3 separate regions of the Homo sapiens genome follow, and all the other regions are linked to region 2. A link is an interaction called in ENCODE POLR2A ChIA-PET data of the cell type or tissue named here. Cell type or tissue: MCF 10A. All regions are shown on one strand. Links, peaks and the distances in the headings refer to the core of each region. The heading gives the core; the rest is flanking DNA.

What was found. ChIA-PET counts read pairs that join two places held together with the same protein. Peaks named below come from ENCODE experiments on the same cell type or tissue, not always from the same donor. Only the 100,000 strongest peaks of a DNase experiment are listed, where the experiment ranks them.
Region 1: POLR2A ChIA-PET joins it to region 2 with 5 read pairs; 1 of 35 experiments calls an interaction of 5 or more read pairs at or near these places.
Region 3: POLR2A ChIA-PET joins it to region 2 with 6 read pairs; 1 of 35 experiments calls an interaction of 5 or more read pairs at or near these places.

The regions. Positions count from the first base shown.
Region 1 is chr11:11,564,486-11,569,795 of GRCh38, reverse strand. All of the region lies in intron 1 of GALNT18 (polypeptide N-acetylgalactosaminyltransferase 18), which reads left to right. Among named protein-coding and RNA genes, the nearest start is that of GALNT18-AS1, 2.8 kb to the left of the region's middle. RefSeq lists an enhancer at 1,745-1,794. In MCF 10A, for the core only: no CTCF peak of the experiment used is centred there; DNase peaks (open chromatin) are centred at 755, 1,335 and 1,765.
Region 2 is chr11:11,778,379-11,786,490 of GRCh38, reverse strand. MIR8070 (microRNA 8070) reads left to right here and starts at 3,269; the gene lies at 3,269-3,356. In MCF 10A, for the core only: no CTCF peak of the experiment used is centred there; a DNase peak (open chromatin) is centred at 3,770.
Region 3 is chr11:11,581,408-11,586,717 of GRCh38, reverse strand. All of the region lies in intron 1 of GALNT18 (polypeptide N-acetylgalactosaminyltransferase 18), which reads left to right. Among named protein-coding and RNA genes, the nearest start is that of GALNT18-AS1, 14 kb to the right of the region's middle. In MCF 10A, for the core only: no CTCF peak of the experiment used is centred there; a DNase peak (open chromatin) is centred at 2,137.

The DNA of each region.
Region 1 (5,310 bases), core at 1-4,000, 210 kb after region 2:
TCACTGCTTGCCTACTTACCAGCAACTTGGACGTAGGTCATAGTCAACCCTAGTCCTGCTCTGGGGTCCCATGGTTAGTGCTGGGTGGAAGAATGGATGGATTCCTGTCACATTGGGTATTGTTCAGCCATTTCAGGAAGGACAGTTTGCCCAGGCAGATGGGACATAGCCCTTGGTTTAGTGAACTTGGCCTTGTTCTCCTATGATAGAATATGGGTCCACTCAAACGAGGCTTTGGGAAACCAAAAGCTCCCAGCCCCTTGGGCAGAGGTTCCATGGTCTGCAAGCCCTCTGAGATCAGAATTTCTTAGAATTCCCAGAGGATGTGATAAACATGAGATGGTTTCCAGGACATGTTGGCTGTATTTAGTGATCTAAAAGTGTGAATCTCACTCCAAAGAACCTTTTTCCAGCTTGGGGTATTGGGGTGGGGGCAAGTGGTGGTCTTACCCAGATACTCAAGGCAGAAGATAAACCACAAGTAGAAAGCTAAAACATTGAGCTCACTTCCTTGATGGTGTCTCTGAACTGCTTTTTTTTTTTTTTTTCCCTTCAGCCTTCCAAAATCTAATAATCACCTTGGAGAAATAGAGGAAGCTGTTTTATAACTCTTGGTTGAGTTGTTGTGAATCTACCTTGTTACATTCTTGCTTGTCAGTCATTCACTACTGGGTGCCCTCTGGGTGTTAGTAAATCCTTGACTACAATGGCAAGGAAGTGGGTGGCCACAGAATATACAAGAAGTCAGGCATCAGGGAGGATCAGCATGTGTCAGATCTGGAAAGGCCCTCAGAGATCACCTGATCAGTGATTTTGAAATGCATTTAGCTATGGGATTCTTGGCTAAGCAACATCTTACCTAGAAACCGAATTTGTACAGTAGATCAAAACAGAGCCCATCTGGCAGAAGCAGGGGATGAGGTTATATTGGCCACAGGCTTCTTCTCATCTCAGCTATCGGCTAAGACATCTCCAAGGAAACCAATGCTGGGTTTGAAAACCACTGATCAGTTTAGACAGAGGGAATGACTTGTACTAGGTCACCCAGGCCCTTAGAGACTCCGTGGTTTTAAGGGGGTCACATGGCCCAGTGACTTAGCCTGAATCCAAATCCAGAACTCCAGACTCCTAGTCCAGTGCCCTCTCCTGTACATCTTGCTCTCTATCTTAGACAGTGAGTCTCCATTGGCTCTTGGTGTGGAGCCTCCCCAGGAGAGGAAAAGGGGGTGATTTTTACTCTGAGATCTCCAGTGGCGTTGCTGAAACATTAAACCTACCTTTTTCCCCCCTTAACCAGAGTCACTGGCAGGATGAGTCATGAACTAAGGGTGTTGCCGGGAAGATTCACTTCTTAAGGAGCCTAGGGTATAAATGGATGGAAAATGAGTTATGGTGAAATTGGAACTAGGCCTGGGCTTTGTTAGGTGGGTGATAGGAGCCACAGGACATAGGTGCAAAGAGCTGGCCAACTCCCCAGAGCTACCTGCTACTCCTGTATTGAAGGGTAATTAGTCAGTTGTCGCGAAGTCTGGCTGCATAACAAACAACCTCAACTCTCAGTGGCTTACAAAGCAACAGTTTCTTTCTTCCTTATGTCACCTGGGCTGTGCGTTGGCTGTGGTTCTGCTCCACATACTTTCTCGTTTTGTGATCTGCCTGTTTTATTGTGGTTGAGAACAGCAAGAGGCTGAGCCAAATTGTATAGTCACATTTACAACTTCTGTTCAGACCTGGCATCCTTCATGTCTGCTCACACTCTGTTGGCCAAAATCAGTCACGTGGCAATGCCTGGCAGTGGGGCCAGGCCTTTGTGAGTCACAAGGCAAGGGAGATGGGTTATATAGTTCTCTTAAAGACAGGGTGAGGGTGGTAACTGTTAACGAATGCATTGTACCAGAATGGGTGTTTTGGGGTGATTGGTGGAAGATATATAGGATGTTTATCTCCCTAGGTATATAGGATGTTTATCTCCCTAGGACATAGTCTTTGGAGACAGAAAGACTTTTTAAGAATTCTGGATCCTAAGTCTTGGAGACATTGAGAAAGTCAGATCCTTGATTCCCAAACAATGCCATGTATCCCTTGTGGGTAACTTCTGTTTGCATTTTTCTCCTCCATAAGAGGATATGCACCTGAGCTGGCTTGCAGAGGCAGTGATGGGCATCTCCTGGTGGGGCTGGCTGGGTTTGGGGCCCAGAGGGGCCCAAGAAGCACCGCTGACGAACAATGCTTTAAGACTATGCTTTTCAGGGAAGCAGGAGGGTAGGAGAGCTGGAATGGTCATTCCTACTACCCTCCCCTCACCACTTGCCAGAAATTGTATGTTTTGTACATTATGGTATTACTTTGACAGATGAAAAATCAAAACTGAATCTCCTTAAGATACCGAGCCTCCAAATGCCTCCACCTTCCCAGTGGAAATCAATGGATGCCTTCTTTAATGGAGGTGTTAGTATTTTTGATGGTATTGATTTCTAATAAGTCAAGAATCAGGAAATCCCACTCTATGGGATCATTAGAGATTTGGATCTAGGTTACTAGGAAAAGTGTTGCTGCTAACCTTTGTCAGCAGCTCCTGGCTCAGCAGAAACCTTCACATAAATCACCTATAGGCTTCCAGGTGGCCTTTGATCAGACAAATGCCACTTAAGGACTTGCTTTTGCTCCTGGCTGCTCTTGAGTCTACCTCCTGCAGGAAATTCCATACTGGCTGGCTGCTTGTTCTTCCATAGCTTCTGAGGCCCGAATGTCAAAAGGAAGCTGTCCTCCAGGCTGTTGGGTAAGGAGAGCAGGAATTCAGGCAAAAAGAGGCCTAAGCAGGATCCAGGAAGCTGCACTCATTTTCCCATTCAAATGACCTTCTCTGGTAGTGCACAACTAATCACGGAAGGTGGAACACGTAATCAAAATGTACTCACATCCACTCTGCAGAAAAACAAGCCGGTGCTAGGTCACTTCAGAGGGGTCTGAAGAATGGAAGGGGTTCAAAGTGGTCTGTTCATCAGGACCTTTTGTTCCTCTGAATTTTCTCAAATTTCTATTTTTTCCAAACTTTTTATTTCAAAAGATTTCAAGTTTACAAAAAAGTTGCAAGAATAATGCAAGGAACATCTGTATATCCTTCACCTAGACTCACCATTGTTAACATTTTGCCATATTTCTCTTATCTTTCTTTCTATATATACTTGTTATCTCCCTGAACCATTTGAGAATTAGTTACAGCCATTAAGCCCTCTAAGCACTTCTGCAGATCGAAGACACCTCTCAAGAAAGACATCTCCCAAGAGCAGAGATATTCTCCTGCAGAACCACAATGTATTTATCACACTCAGGGGAATTAATGTCAATACAATAGTGTTACTTACAATCCTCAGTCAGAGTTGCCTGCTGGTCCCAAGGATGTTCTTCATAGTGAGGCTTGGCTACTTGGGCCAAATCCTGCTCACTGCTTGTTTTCATAAATAAAGTTTTATTGGAGCACAGTCCCACTCATTGATTTACATATTGTCTCTGGTTGCTTCTGCACTACAGCTGCAGAGTTGAATATTTGGGAGAAAGGCTGTATATTCCTCAAAGTCTAAAATATTTTACTATTTGACTCTTTAAGAAAAAGTTTCCCAACCTGTGCATTAACGTTTGTGTAATCCAGTATCTAATCAAGGCTCATGCTTTGCATATGTTTTTAATTTAAAAAAATATATGTGATCCCTAACTTATGAACATTCTTTACATACAAATGACAACAGGTTTCCTATGTTCTGCATGCTCCATCCATATCTCTCATCAATTCCCTGTAAGGTCCCAGCTCTATGGAACTACCTAGTGACATGAGTATTTAGGTGCCATATCCTTGTTCTTTGTTCCTGCGGTTTCCTTTGCTCAAAACACTTCTCTACACTGTCTTAAAGATTTAGTGCAAGCACCATCTCTTGGAAACCTCCAAAACCTTTTTAACTTCCTGTTCTCAAGACCCCTTTACCCACCATCTGGTTGTCTAAGCTCCCAAGACCGACTGGATTTTCTGATGTTGTAGCACTGACCACACAAGTGCATTGATCTATTTTCTGTTAGTCTCACCCACTAGTTTGTGGAGGCCTTGAGGGCAGGGTCCATGTTTTATTCATCTGTGTCTCCTTGGTGCCTAATATAAGGTCCTAAAATGCTCAGCCATTGTTTACTGAATGAATGAATGGATTCCTCCATGGTGCAGGGGCTCCTCTCCTATTCTTAGGACCATCTTGTGGAATTTCCAGCCTCCTTTTTCTTCTGCTCCTTCCTTTCCCAGTGCTTGCATTTGGGGCACTTACCCTCATGCTTAGAGGCCTTAGATCAATCTAATGCAGGAACCAAAATGAGAGATGGAAGAAAGCAGGGTGGACTACTGAAGCCACAGGCATACCAGAACCCTTCCCACCACTGCTCCTCTGCCACCGCCAGTCCTGTTCCAGCCCTTCACCACTCTTTTCCAGACTGTGGTAATCATTTGGTGATTGCTTAGAGTTGGGGATCCCAGCCACCCCTATGTGGCAGGTAGCATTAGCAGGCGACAGAAGGAGCACTGAGTGTGCTGAGCATCATCTCACTTGACCCTTATAGACCTCTGGGAACAGGGCACTGTCCCCATGCTCCAGATGAGGCAGTGGAGGCAAACAGTGATGGTCTTATGGTTAGGAAGTGTCAGAACCAGTGTACATACTGGGAGCTGGTGGTTCCACAGCCCCTTTCCAGTCACTTGCAGTGTTCACTAATTTCCCTTGGGAGCAGTGGTGTATCCCTGGCACCCCGAGTTTAACCTGTGAAGGAATATATTATCTTCTGCAGTGCTGGAGTTTGGGGTTAGGGTCTAGATCAGGGCTGTCCAATAGAGCAAGCATTCTGTGGGGAGGGAGATGTTCTAGACCTATTCTGTTCACTATGGTATCGAGCAGACACAGGCCACTTATGAACACTTGAAATGTAGCTAGTTTGACTTATTTAATTGTAATTAACATATTTAATTTAAATAGCCATGTGTGGCTAGTGCCTACCAACAGCACAACCTAGAGTAAAGGTTGACCAGGGATAGTCTAGGCAAATGTGCTGTGTGGGTTGACTGGCTGGATACTTCTTGGGTTAGCAGGGTTTTCATAGATAAGTTGGTATTAAATTCCAACCAACATCATTAGCTACCAATTTGTTCTGGAATTGGGGGCTGCCTGCATTGCCACCGTGCTGATGAGCTCTGACAGTTTTCAGGTTTGCCTTTGAGGCAAATGACTCTTTCAGCCCTCAAATAAGGCAGATAAAATGCATAGGGCCGTGGGGAAGAAA
Region 2 (8,112 bases), core at 1,896-5,895:
TAGTCATTGTTGTGGGTTGAATTGCATCACCTGACAATTCGTATGTTGAAGTCCTCATCCCCAGTGCCCTACTTAGAGAGTGACTTTATTTGGAGATAGGATCTTTATAGAGGTAATCAAGTTAAAATGAGGTCATTCTGGTGGAGCCTAATCCAATATGACTGGTGTTTTTATAAAAAGGAGAAATTTGGACACAGAGACATGCGTGAAGAGAAGACAATGTGGAGAGACATAGGGAGAAGGTGCCATCCGTGCCAAGGACACAGGCCTAGAACAGATCCTTCTGCACAGCCCTGAAAAGGAACTCACCTACTGATACCCTAATGTTAGACTTTCAGCCTCCAAACCATGGACAATGAATTTCTGTTGTTTAAACCAGCAGTCCCCAACCTCTTTGGCACCACGGGCTGGTTTTATGAAAGATAATTTTTTCACCAGGGTTGGGGGGTTGCAGGGGAATGGTTTCAAGATGATTCAAGCACATTACATTTATTATGCACTTTATTTCTATTATTATCACGTTTAATATATAATGATATAATTATACAACTCACCATAAGGTAGAATCAGTGGGAGCCCTGAGCTTGTTTTCCTGCAACTAGGTGGTCCCATCTGAGGGTGATAGGAGACAGGGACAGATCATCAGGCATTAGATTCTTTTTTTTTTGGGAGACAGAGTCTTACTCTGTCGCTGAGGCTGGAGTACAGTGGCGTGATCTTGGCTCACCGCAACCTCCGCCTCCCGGGTTCAAGAGATTCTCCTGCTTCAGCCTCCCGAGTAGCTGGGATTACAGGCATGCACCACCACGCCCAGCTAAATTTTGTATTTTCAGTAGAGATGGGGTTTCACCATGTTGGCCAGGATGGTCTCGATTTCCTGACCTCGTGATCCCCCTGCCTCTGCCCCCCAAAGTGCTGAGATTATAGGTGTGAGCCACCATACCCGGCCTAGATTCTTATAAGGAGCATGTAACTTAGAGTGGTACTGGTCTGTTGCCTGGGGGTTGGGGACCCCTGGTTTAAACCACTCAGTTTTTGGACTTTGTTTCAGCAGCCCTAGAAAACTAATATAGTTATTTTCATGCCATTCTGTTGCCACCTTCCCCTGTTCTGGATGTGCCTTGTAACACCTACTAAGTAACTTGTAACACCTAGCAAGTCTGTGGTCATGGCTCTATGTTCACTGCCTCAACTGTTCCAGAGTGGTCAGCAGGCCCTTGGGAAGTCATAAAAATAGTATTTATTGACGTTTTCAGTACTTTATACACATTTCATTAGATAAACTCTCACAACAACTCTCTGAGAAAGATACTATTATTGTCCCCATTTTATACCTGAGAAAATTGAGGCACAGATATGTTTAGTAACTTATCTCACATCTATGAAGTGGTACAGCCAGGAGGTGAATAGGTCCAGACACTTTGACCCCAGAGTCCTTGACCTTCGTTCTCACAGTGAGCTCTTAGTAGCCCCCATGCAGACAAGCTTAGAGATGACTGGAGTTGAAGGAATAGTAAGTCTGGATGGCCACTGCTCATCAGTAGGACTCTTGGCAGCAGGATGAAGCTGAAATCTCCATGCCTCTGCAGTGGCCTCTGAGGATCTACCACATGGCATCACTGGAAAATGCTGGACAAAATGCCCTGCCCTGCCATCTGCAGATCACTGAGCCCGCCAAGGTATCTCACTGGTCACAGCTCAGAACTGTTGCTCTCATTTTAGGTTCTGTCCCTTTTATCTTTCAGGCTTTCCCAAAGCTGCCCCTGATGAGTTTTTTGGTTTTCTGCCCACGGAACTCATGTAGAGAACCACTATGGAGGTGCAGAATGCCATAACAATGAACAGTGTGGGAGGCCGCAGTGGCACAGTGGCTCACGCCTGTAATCCCAGCACTTTGGGAGGCCAAGGCAGGTGGATCACCTGAGGTCAAGAGATCGAGACCATCCTGGCCAACACGGTGAAACCTAGTTTCTACTAAAAATACAAAAATTAGCCAGGCATGGTGGTGGGTGCCTGTAGTCCTAGCTACTCAGGAGGCTGAGGCAGGAGAATCACTTGAACCCAGGAGGCGGAGGTTGCAGTGAGCCGAGATTGCACCACTGCACTTCAGCCTGGTGACAGAGCGAGACTCCATCTCAAAAAAAAAAAAAAAAAAAAAGAGTGTAAGCCCTGATGTCAAATGTCTGGATTTGGATCCTGGCTCTGTTCCTTCCAGTCTGTGTGAACTCAGGTGACTCATTTAACTTCAGATCATCACCTGTAAAATGGTGATAACAATGGTACTTATAGGGTTGTTCTGGTGGGGATTTAAACGAACACATGTATGCCTCTTGGACCAAACTTGAAGAGTACTTAATACATGTTGACTTTTATTATACAATCAGTGGGATGGGATAGAGTGCTATAGTGGTAACTGTCTAGAAGTGCATTTATTCCAGAAAGAGGACTGAACTGTATCCGGTTTATAGTAATGAATTCATAAAATTTCAATAACTTGCCATCCATATTACAAAAGAAACACAGAACTTGATACGTATGTAGTTATTTTAGGACATTTACAGTTTGGTAGAAAATGTGCATGGTGTACAGTGGCATATCATAAAGATTTGTTGAATGAATGAGTGAAATGTGAGATAAAGCCAGCCATGAGACATCCTGGTTCCTGGCACTGCACGAGGTGGGAAGCACAGGCTGGCAGAGAGATGCTTGGGCAGCTATGATAAAAGCGGGACTGCTCAGTTGTCCAAATCCCCAATTCTGGAGAATGAGGTAGTTCTGACCCAGTCCAGAACAGAAGGTAGAGGAGTGAGAGAGTGGCATGAATCTCAAGAATCTCACCATCATTGTCAGTGGGGGTGCTGGCACCAAGGCTGGTGCTGAGCTGGAGGGAGCAAAGAGAAGAGGGCGGAGCCCTGGTCAGTTGGGCTCCAGTCCAAGTGGGGAACTAAAGGGAAAGCCAGGGACCTAGAGCCTGTCAGATAGACAGAAAGACTGTTCTATGGAAATTAGGGATGACCAATGGCTCTGTGCTCATTTAGGGATCCCTGCATCACTCAAGGGATCTCTCGAGATAGTCATGGGGCAGCAGAAGCAGAAACACTGCAAACTCTGATCACCATGTGAGCCACGCCTGACCCCATGTGGGTGAAACCTGATCCTACAGTGGTTCCCATGTGACTGAGGCCTGATTCCATGTGAGTGAAGCCTGATCATCATGTGAGTGAAGCCTGATCATCATGTGAGTGAAGCCTGATTCCATGTGAGTGAAACTTGATCCCATGTGATTGACGGCTGACTCCATGTGAGTGAAGCCTGATCATCATGTGAGTGAAGCCTGATCATCATGTGAGTGAAGCCTGATTCCATGTGAGTGAAACCTGATCCCATGTGATTGACGGCTGACTCCATGTGAGTGAAGCCTGATCATCATGTGAATGAAGGCTGATCCCATGTGAATGAAGGCTGATCCCACATGATGAAGCCTGATTACCATGTGAATGAAGACTGGTTCCATGTGGGTGAAGCCTGGTTCCATGTGAGTGAAGCCTGATCCCATATGAGTGAAGCCTGATTACCATGTGAATGAAGCCTGATTCCATGTGTGTGAAGCCTGGTTCCATGTGGGTGAAGCCTGATCCCATGTGAGTGAAGCCTGCTTCTCTGTGAATGAGACCTTATCACCATGTAAGCTGAGCCTGCCTCCTGTGCACTGAGGGCAGGTCCTCACACCTGGCAGCTGGGAGAGCATGCCAAGGACTGGGCTCCAGCTTGCATATTGCAAGACAAAGGGACCACACCCAAGCCCAGTGAGAACAGGCAGTTCCATTCTGAATAGACAGAAGGGACATGCAGCTTGCGTTGGCAACCTTCTGCCTCCTGCATTTCTTAAAGTGGAGTCGATTAATGGCTTTCCAGAAGCAAGGGAAAGATTTCTACTGTGCTCATCATGAAGAAGTGTAAATTGTTACAATCTTTTCAGAGGGTGATTTTGCAGAATTATCAGTACATAAAAGATGGTAATTGCAATGTTGTTTGTGGCAGTGAAAAAGTGGAAATGGTCTAAATGCCATCAACAGAGGACTGGTTAAAAAACTGGAAGTACCTTTGTACTATGGAATAATATGCATTAACTAAAGGTGAGGAAGTAAATACGTATGCATAGACATGGAGAGGTGACCACATTATCACATTATATTAAATGAAAAAAGCAGGTTTCAGAAGAATGCATCAGTATCAGCTCATATGTATAAAAAAGAGTTAAATGCATGTAATGTAAATGTCTGAGTAATGCATGGAACAGACCCAAAAGGATGCAAACCAAATAAATGGTAGTTAATTCTAGAAAGAGGGATTGATGGGAGATGGGAGAGAGAGGAAAGGAAACAGGGAATTTCACTTTCTATGTAATAGGTTCCTGTACTATTTGCTTGTCATGTTTTGTGTTATAATAAGCATGTACTACACCTTGCTTTTAAAAGATGTAAAAAAGAATCTCAAAATAAAACTTTGTTATGTTAGTATTCGGGTTTTATGTTTTCTTGGTTGGCTTCAGGTTTAGAGCAAGTTGCTTGTTTAGATAAAATAATATTGTGTGGCTTTTTAAAGACACCAAGAGCCTGTGGAGAGGCTGGCAGTGAGGTTGAGATTTATCAGGAGGTCAGAGGGGTGGTCCTACTTCTCCCTAGCAGGGGGGGTTTGGGCAAGAGAGAACTTCCCAGGTGTGTCACTCACTGGGGTGTGAAGTCCATTCATTGGCCACCTTGAAGGGCATCCAGTGGGCACTCATTGGGCACTAGGAATTATATTCAGCACAGTGTCAGACCTCATGCTGGGCTTAGCTTGGAGCACTCTGTGGGGAATTGAGCTGAGCATGGCATAGAACTCTTGGCCAGATTGTATGTTTGGGATGGCTGAGGTCATCTCACTGGTCATTGCCCAGGCAGCACTACCTTATAACTCCCTGGGCTGAGGGTGGTCACTGCATAGAGCACTTGAGTGGATAATGCATTAGGCACTGGATGGAATCCTATGTGCACCACTGCACAGGACACCTTGTAGAATTCTTACTGGATCCTACACAGAATGTGACTTTCAGCATCATAGTTGACACCATGCAAAACTCTGAACTGGTCTGTGGGAAGCACCCTTTCTGGGCACTACCATTACCCCAATAATGGGCATGAGCGGGCAGCTGAAGAGGCTAGTTCTTGTATCCCAGACCCACTCAGTAGACACCTTCCAGGAGCAGAGCCTATTCTATGGAGGAAACTGCGCTACAGGCCGACCAGGGCAGCCACGTCCCAGGCACTGGGGAAGGGAGGGAAAGCAGTAGAGCCCACTCACATATGCTGCCTCCTTCTTGCTGCCAGAAAGGCTGCAGGGCTTTGAAAAGATTCGTTTGCACAGTGAAACTCTGAGTAAATAGAAGCCACCGTCAATGGTGCGTGTACATCTGAGAGGAGCGTGTGGAGTGAAGGCAAACATTTCCCAAAGAGCTTGGAAGGAAAGTGATGCTCTGAGGTAGGTCTGTGCCAGGCTTGCTGCAGCTTGGATGGCAGACCCTTGACTGGGGGTGTGCCTTGGCCTGCGGAAGTTCCCATCCACATGAGTTGCTTTAGTGCCTATTACATCTCACATAAGAGGCAGTAAAGACAATCAAATATCTCAAGTGGCTCCTGAGACCCTTCCTGAGAGTTGCTGCACCCTCAATGCCAAGATCAAAGCCAGCCCACAGGAGATAAGATGCAGGATGGCCGGTTGCGCACCCTCATTAGTAAAGAGATGATTCCACGTATTTCAGGTTTACAGAGATTTAGAGTTGCCCCTCAGTAACCAAGAAATAACCACATTTCGTAGATTGAGGAATCACTTGGGAATGCTCAAGCAGAATACTGTGTCTGCTGAATTTAGGAGACCCACAGGAGAGGTGGCGTTCACCCCTCCTAACACCAAAATGCAACCAGAGGCATTTTGGACCAGCTAGGGCAGCTCTTTCTGTGATTAAGGAAGGCAGGTGTCTGTGCCTGGGAATTCTCTCACTCTAAACTAAGGAAAGTTACTCACACTTTTACCCAAATTCTTCATCTGAGCTGAGAAGAAAATGTTGGCTCTTCGTGCTGCTCCACTTGGCTCAGTCTCCTCATTGTTCCCCAAATATGATGAGTGTTCCATTTCCCTGGTTTTGTCTCCTCAAACTCTCCTTTCTAATAGCTTTTAAAAATACAGGTAAAATTTGCATAACATAAAATTAACAGTTAACCATTTAAAGTGTACAATTCAGTGGCATTTAGTAATTCAGTAGTTGTGCAACCATCATCTCTGTCTAGTTCCAAGTCATTTTTATCACCCTCAAAGGAAACTGTACCCATTAAGCAGTCATTTGCCTTTCACCGCTTTCCCAGGTCCCTGGCAAACACTGGTCTGCTTTCTGTCTCTATGGATTTACCTACTCTGGATATTTCATATAAATAGAATCATACAATACATGACGTTTTGTGCCTGGCTTCTTCTACTTAGCATAATGTTTTTGAGGTTCATCCACTTTGTCTTAGTAGCTTTTTATGGACACTGTGGTATAGAAAGAATGTAGTCTTCGGAGTCAGAGAGACCTGGGTTTTCATTCTGGCTCAGCCATTTACTAGCTGTGTGTTCTGGGAAAGTTATTTACCCTTTCTGAGCTTCAGTTCTCATTCATGAAATGAGAAGAATAATCCCTACCTCATATATAGTTGTGAGGATTAACAGATAATATACGTAAAATCACCTGATGTTGTATCTGGCACATAGTAGGCACTCTCTAAATGTTTGAGGCATAAGGATGAAGTTAAATATGAGAGCACGATGTTCATAGTATGTTAATTCCTTGTCTTTGCCCCTTATTTATGCATATTTTTCTGTGAACGCTTTCCTGCCTAGTGGCAGCTTTTTTCTCTGAATTCCTTCACCCTCCCTTCCCCTTATCTGAATAATTTACCTTACACTGAACATTCACTGCCTTGTTCCTTTGTCAAGTAGGTTTATTTTTTTCTTGTGTGTGCATACTATCAACCCAACTAGACTGCACATTTTCTTGAGGTCAGGAGACATTTTCTTCCTCCAGGACACATATATTCCAGATTTTCCAGGATAGTCCCATTTTTAAACAATCTCTCTCTCTCTCTCTTTTTTTTTTTTTTTCTGGACAGAGTCTTGCTCTGTCACCCAGGCTGGAGTGCAGTGGCACTATCCTGGCTCACTGCAACCTCCGCCTCTCAGGTTCCAGTGATTCTCCTGCCTCAGCCTCCCAAGTAGCTGGAACTACAGGCACTTGCCGCCACACCCAGCTAATTTTTGTATTTTTAGTAGAGACGGGGTTTCGGCATTTGGCATGTTAGCCAGGCTGGTCTCCAACTCCTGACCTCTAGCAATCCACCTGCCTTGGCTTCCCAAAGTGCTGGGATTACAGGCATGAGCCATTGCGCCCAGCCAACAATCACTTATGTAGTCCCCCTAAACCATCGGGATATCATAGAAAATCCAATAGTTTGGCATCCAAACCACATCCCCCAGACTGCTTTGGCATGCAGAAGTGGCACAAGTTCCTTCTTTAGGCTAAGTTTGAACAATATAATATCTCTTAATGTTTGGCGAAGGTGTCAGTTTCCCAGAAACGCTACCCCCCACATCCTCATAGAAAGGAAATGGGTGGCAGTCAAGCCTCTATCCCAATTATCAGGCTGTAAAGGTGCAAGTTGGCATTCTTAGGAAGGTGCTTCTTCAAAGGCACTTGCTGCAGAAGCTAAAGTCCAAATTAAAATTGATTTACATTCTCATAGAAGCATCAGCTATTAGAGAGTAGGTTCTGAAATGGGATGTGTTACCAGAGAATGAGGTCAGTTATGGGCAGGGAAAATGTCTTTCAGTGTTTCAGCATAACTTAGACTCATAGCTGAATTTATATGTTGGGCTTTTACTACAAATAAAATGAATAATGCTCAAAGTGTCCATTTAATGTTGTTGACCTTGTCCTTTTTTATGTAGGAAGTTGGTACTTAGAGAAGGGATAAAAACAGAAACTAAGAGTCAGAAACATTTATGAAGACAACAAATTTCTAGAGCAGTTGCTCCCAACCG
Region 3 (5,310 bases), core at 1-4,000, 200 kb after region 2:
ACAGGCATGAGCTACCAAGCCCGGCCTATTTCAGTATTTTAAGAACTGATATGGTGGAACCAGTGCATACCAGCTAAATATAAATGCTGAAACGTTTTATTTTTTTTAAAAGATCAACTATGTCCTGACTACAGCCTAAGCAAAAGGGTTCCTGGTGGTTTCTGCCTGTCAACAGGGAAGATCTCACTTCACAGAGGCTGAAACTGGGGCTAGTTATGGATGCTGGGCCCTGAACAGGTAGAATTTCCTATCTTTTAGCTATAGTTTAAGCCAGAAGTTTTCAAACTTTTTGGTCTTAGGACTCCTTTATGCTTGTAAAAATTATTGAAAACCCCAAGGGAGTTTTGTTGCTATAGGTTGTATCAGTTAATATTTGCCACAATAGAAATTTAAACTGAGAAAATTTCAAAATAATTATTTTATTTAACAATGGCAATAATAAACCCAATTACATAAATTAACATAAGTAGCACACTTTTTGTGAAAAAGAACTACAGACTCTTGGTACAATTTGTTTTAGTCCATTCAGACTGCTATAATAAAATACCCTAGATGGCATGGCTTATAAACAATAGAAATTTATTTTTCACAGTTCTGGAGGCCGGAAAGTCCAAGATCAAGGGGCCAGCAGATTCAGCATTTGGTAAGGGCCCACTGCCGGGTTCACAGACCACCACGTTCTTGTTCCATCCTAACATGGTGGAAGAGATAAGAAAGCTCTCTGGGCTCTCTTTCGTAAGGATACAAATCCCACCCATGAGGGCTCTACCCTCATGACCAAATCACCTCCCGAAGGCCCCACCTCCCTGGGTTAGGATTTTAGCATGTGACTTCTTTTGTGTGTGGGTGGGGGGCCACAAACATTCAGTCTATTGCAGTTTCCAAAGCAACAGCCAAAAAAAAAAAAAAAAAAAAACTTATTGAGAAGAGTGGCCTTGTTTTCTATTTTCACAAATCTTTTTGATACCTGGTTTGATAGAAGAAAAATGGAGTCTCACATTTACTTCTGCATTCAGCCTGTTGTGATATGTTGTTTTGGTTGAAGTATGAAAAAGATTTTTCGGCCGGGCGCGGTGGCTCATGCCTGTAATCCCAGCACTTTGGGAGGCCAAGGTGGGCGGATCACCTGAGGTCGGGAGTTCGAGACCAGCCTGACCAACATGGAAGAAACCCCATCTCTACAAAAAGTGCAAAATTAGCCAGGCGTGGTGGCGCATGCCTGTAATCCCAGCTACTCCGGAGGCTGAGGCAGGAAAATCGTTTGAACCTGGGAGACAGAGGCTGTGGTGAGCCAAGATCACGCCATTGTACTCCAGCCTGGGCAATAAGAGCAAAACTCCATCTCGGAAAAAAAAAAAAAAAAGATTTTTCTTCACAGATATATGTAGATGGGAAAAGAAGGAGTATTTTAATATTTTCAGATAATTATGGATATTCTTCTTTGATACTACACCCAAACTGGACAAGTGATAAGTTTCTAGAAGTTGGAGTGAAATCTGAAACCACATCAGTAAATGTTTTATATTCTGTTACATCAAAATCTGTGGTCTGCCTTGTACTTTGCTTATATCTTTTATCCAAGCATGATTTTGTAATATTATACATTAGTCATTTGGAAAGGATAAGCTCACAGAGTTAGGCAGATCTTCTAAATGTGGACATATTTTATTATACAGTGTGAAAAATCACTTCCATTAATATTACCATTTATATCATCAGAAGTCTTTAGGTGTTGGGAAGCCGTCAAGCTCATAGTGGTGGAGGCAAGTTTTCCATAATTATAAATTTTCCTTAAAAGCTTGGATTTTATCACTGGGGAAAAATATTATCACTTATTTTCCTTGGAGTGACAAGACTTTGAGAAAAGTTCACCAAATTCCCAAGTATGAATAATTATGATTTGTTCATCAGTTGTTCTTTTAAGTGAAAATAGTGTTTCATGAAAAAAGTACGTAGTTCATTGTCCACCTCGATTGTATAAGCTCTTTCTCTTGAGACAACCTTCATACTTCAGTCTGCAGCAGAAGTGCTTTATGTGTATGTGTGCTTATAAGATAGCACTGACTAATAGGAATAATTTACACTGTGACTCATTGGGTTTGCTTCTTTGCTCTCCACACTCCTCAGGAATCTCAAGGGGCAAACGGCTCTCTGTGGGTGTTTCACTGAAGACTCGCCTCTCGGTCCTTACGTGTTCAGACGTGCTTCTCTGAGCTCTGCCTCCATCATTCACTGCTGAGAATATGGCCAGTTGAAATGCACTGGAGAATAGGAACCCATTTCTCTTACGGCATCTCCCATCAGCTTTCCAACAGTAACCTGATGGCTCCAAGGTTCCTGTTTACTTTGATTTACTTTTCCAAGACTTTAAAATACAAACTGTCCCCTTGTGTTTGCAAGGTGTTATTTATTTATTTTTCTTCTTCCCTGGACATAACTTCCAGGCCTTTCCTGGCATAGGTCAGTGTCTATCCTCGAGCTTCCTGTCCCCAGCTGCTGGAAGGACACTTTGCTCTAATTTTATTGCCGCTGGCCCACTTGTCCTACCATTTGGAACCAAGTTCCCTGGAATCTCAGGGGCCGCTTCTTCTACTTCCCCTTTTTACTTCTCTCCGTATGTCCTCTTATCTCTTTTCTGCTTGACCACAGTTTTCAAAGCTTAAATCTGTCTCCAGCCAGCCCAGCTCATGATGCCATTCCTTTTCGAATTCCTATGTCCTCACAAGAATTCAGTTCATCTCTATTTCATTGAGTGTGACCTTGTGCTTTCATCTTGTGGGGAGCCGTTGACTTGTCTAAGACCATAATTCATTTATTTGGGCCTTATAATGATATTGAGATCATCTGCTCCTTGCAGACAGGGCTATTTCTTTATTTCTCCCTCCTAGCCCAGTGAATGCCTTGCACATCATGTGAGCTTAACCATTACTGGCCGATAGTGCTATAAGTCTGGTTTGATTTTTGCTTTTCTGAAAGGAGCTGAAGCTTTAAGCATTTTCCCTGACCACGTATGTGGTCAGGGCTTTGGAAATATCTTGGTGTGTGTTCTTCAAAATGTCGGCATTTGAAGAAGTGGCGTCTCATGGGACCTCTGGTCTTTGGATGTCCTACATTTGGGGAATGAGATGTAAATGTATCCTTTGCTGGGGCCAGGTGGAGAGGAATTTAGTAGCTACAACTCTTATTTATTGATTAAACTCAGCTTTCGTGCACTTTCCAGCCAGAAACAGAGCTAGAAACCTTTTTACCCCGTGGATTTTATTTTCACCTATGGATTCAGATAGTCTACATTTCTTCATTCATTCAGAATGTATGAATTGAGCTCCTCCTATGTACTTGGCACTGGTCAGCTGCTCTGGAGGACCCAAAGGCATCTGATAGGTCACCATCCATTATGAGATATAAGTGTGCACACAGAGGGCTAGCATCTAGAAGGACCAGCTGCTTTGAGAAATAGCCCCAGGATGGTCTTGCCAGAAATAGGAGACCAGGGTGGAATTGGCTTTGTGTTCCCTGACCAATAACTCAGCAGGAGACTGGTTCTGTGCTGCTGTGGAAAAACCTCATTAAAGGGACAAATTGAGTGTAACTTCTCAGGAAAGAGCTGGAAAGCACCAGGCTTTGCTGGCCCTCCTGGTTTTTATGGAAGAGCACATGAACGACCTTCCTGAGTTGAGTGTTGGCAGGACTTAGAGTCCCATGCCTCTCATTTTGGGATATAAAAATAGCATGGGGGATAATAGGATGGTTCAGGGAAATCTTAGATCTTCCTCTCTGCAGGACCATGACAACCACTTCTGTGGGGTGTGTGTGGCAGTGGCTGTGCTCTGTGGCTGTGGTGAGGAGTTGGAGAAAGAGGTGCAGCTGATGTGGGTCCGTTCTTCACTCAACAACTAGAGTAATCTTTTAAAAATGCTTACTTCCTAAAGCCCTGTAATGATTATTAATTGTAGGAAGAATAAGTTGCATCACCTTTGATGAGGGCTGAAAGGCTGTGTTGGTTAGTTTCCACTGGGTTATGCTGGAGCAACATCACAAAGGCTTTTAGCCCTCAATGTGTATTTCTACTGCATACTGAAAGTCTGCGCTGCTTCACACGATATCTACAATCCAGGAACTGGGCTGAGGGAGCAGCTATTGTTTCCATCTTGTGGCAGAGGAAAAGAGAACAATAGCTGTAAGTCATAATGGCTCTTAAAGCTTCTTCTCAAATTGGTGCATGTTTATCACTTCTGCTCCTATTCCAGTGGTCCAAGCAAGTGAGACAGTCACTCATTGTCACTGTGGGATGGGACACAGAATCCCCCACTGGATAGCACTGCAAGCCACGGGGCAACGGACAGGCATGCATAGCCCTCTTATAGGGAGGGGCAGTGAATGATTGGGAACAAAGGCCCTTTGCCTCCTGGCCATGCCCAGCTCCCTGCCCTTTTCTCCCTCCACTCTCTGAAGCCTCTCATTCTGCTCTGACCCATCAGCTTGTGCTGTTCTCAAACACATCAGCTTTGTTCCTGCTTCAGAGCCTTTGCCTGCTCTTTCCTCTTTCGGGAATGCCCTCTTCACTTTGTTCAGCCCTCTTCCCCATATGTCACCTCTCCAGGGAGGCTTTCCCTAGCAGCCCATTCTACTCTTTCCCACTGCCTCTGCTTGGTTTTTCCTAATACACAGTATACATGGAACCTCATGTATACTAGGAAATACTAGATTACTCATTTGTTGTCTTTCTCTTCCAGTAAACTGTAAACATCCTGGGGGCAGGGACTTTGTCCTCTTTAGCCCCCTATCTGGTATACCAGATGCCTGACATCTGGTGGACTTTCAATAATTAGATGTTGAATGTGAATGGCTGGTCACCTGTGGGTCTCAAAGAAAAGAGGCTCCCAGCATGTGGAGAGTGACCACCCTTTTAGGAATAAGCACAACCTCTCCCTGCCTGGCTGCTTCTATCCTGCTAAAGATGCAGCAGCCACATGCATTCTTTTTAGGCCCCTGGATGGAGAATTTCTCTTCGTCTGTGAGCTTAGCCAGGAGTGGGTAGCAGGAGCCAGGCGGGATAAAGTGCCCACTCGGCAGCCCCTGTTGAATTAATAACAAGCTGCACCCTTCAGGAGCCCTGCTCTGTGAGTGCAGCAGGTGACCAAGTCCTGCCAAGGGCTGGGGGTGTCATGGGGAGGGGGCAGGGGAGGAGGAGGGGAGGTCAGCTGGGGTCTCACTGTAGCGTGCCCCTGTCCTTGCTTGGATCAGTGTTTACCTCAAAAATAGCAGGAAATGCAGCAGCTATTACAGGTGGGCGAGGGAAGCAGAAAATCC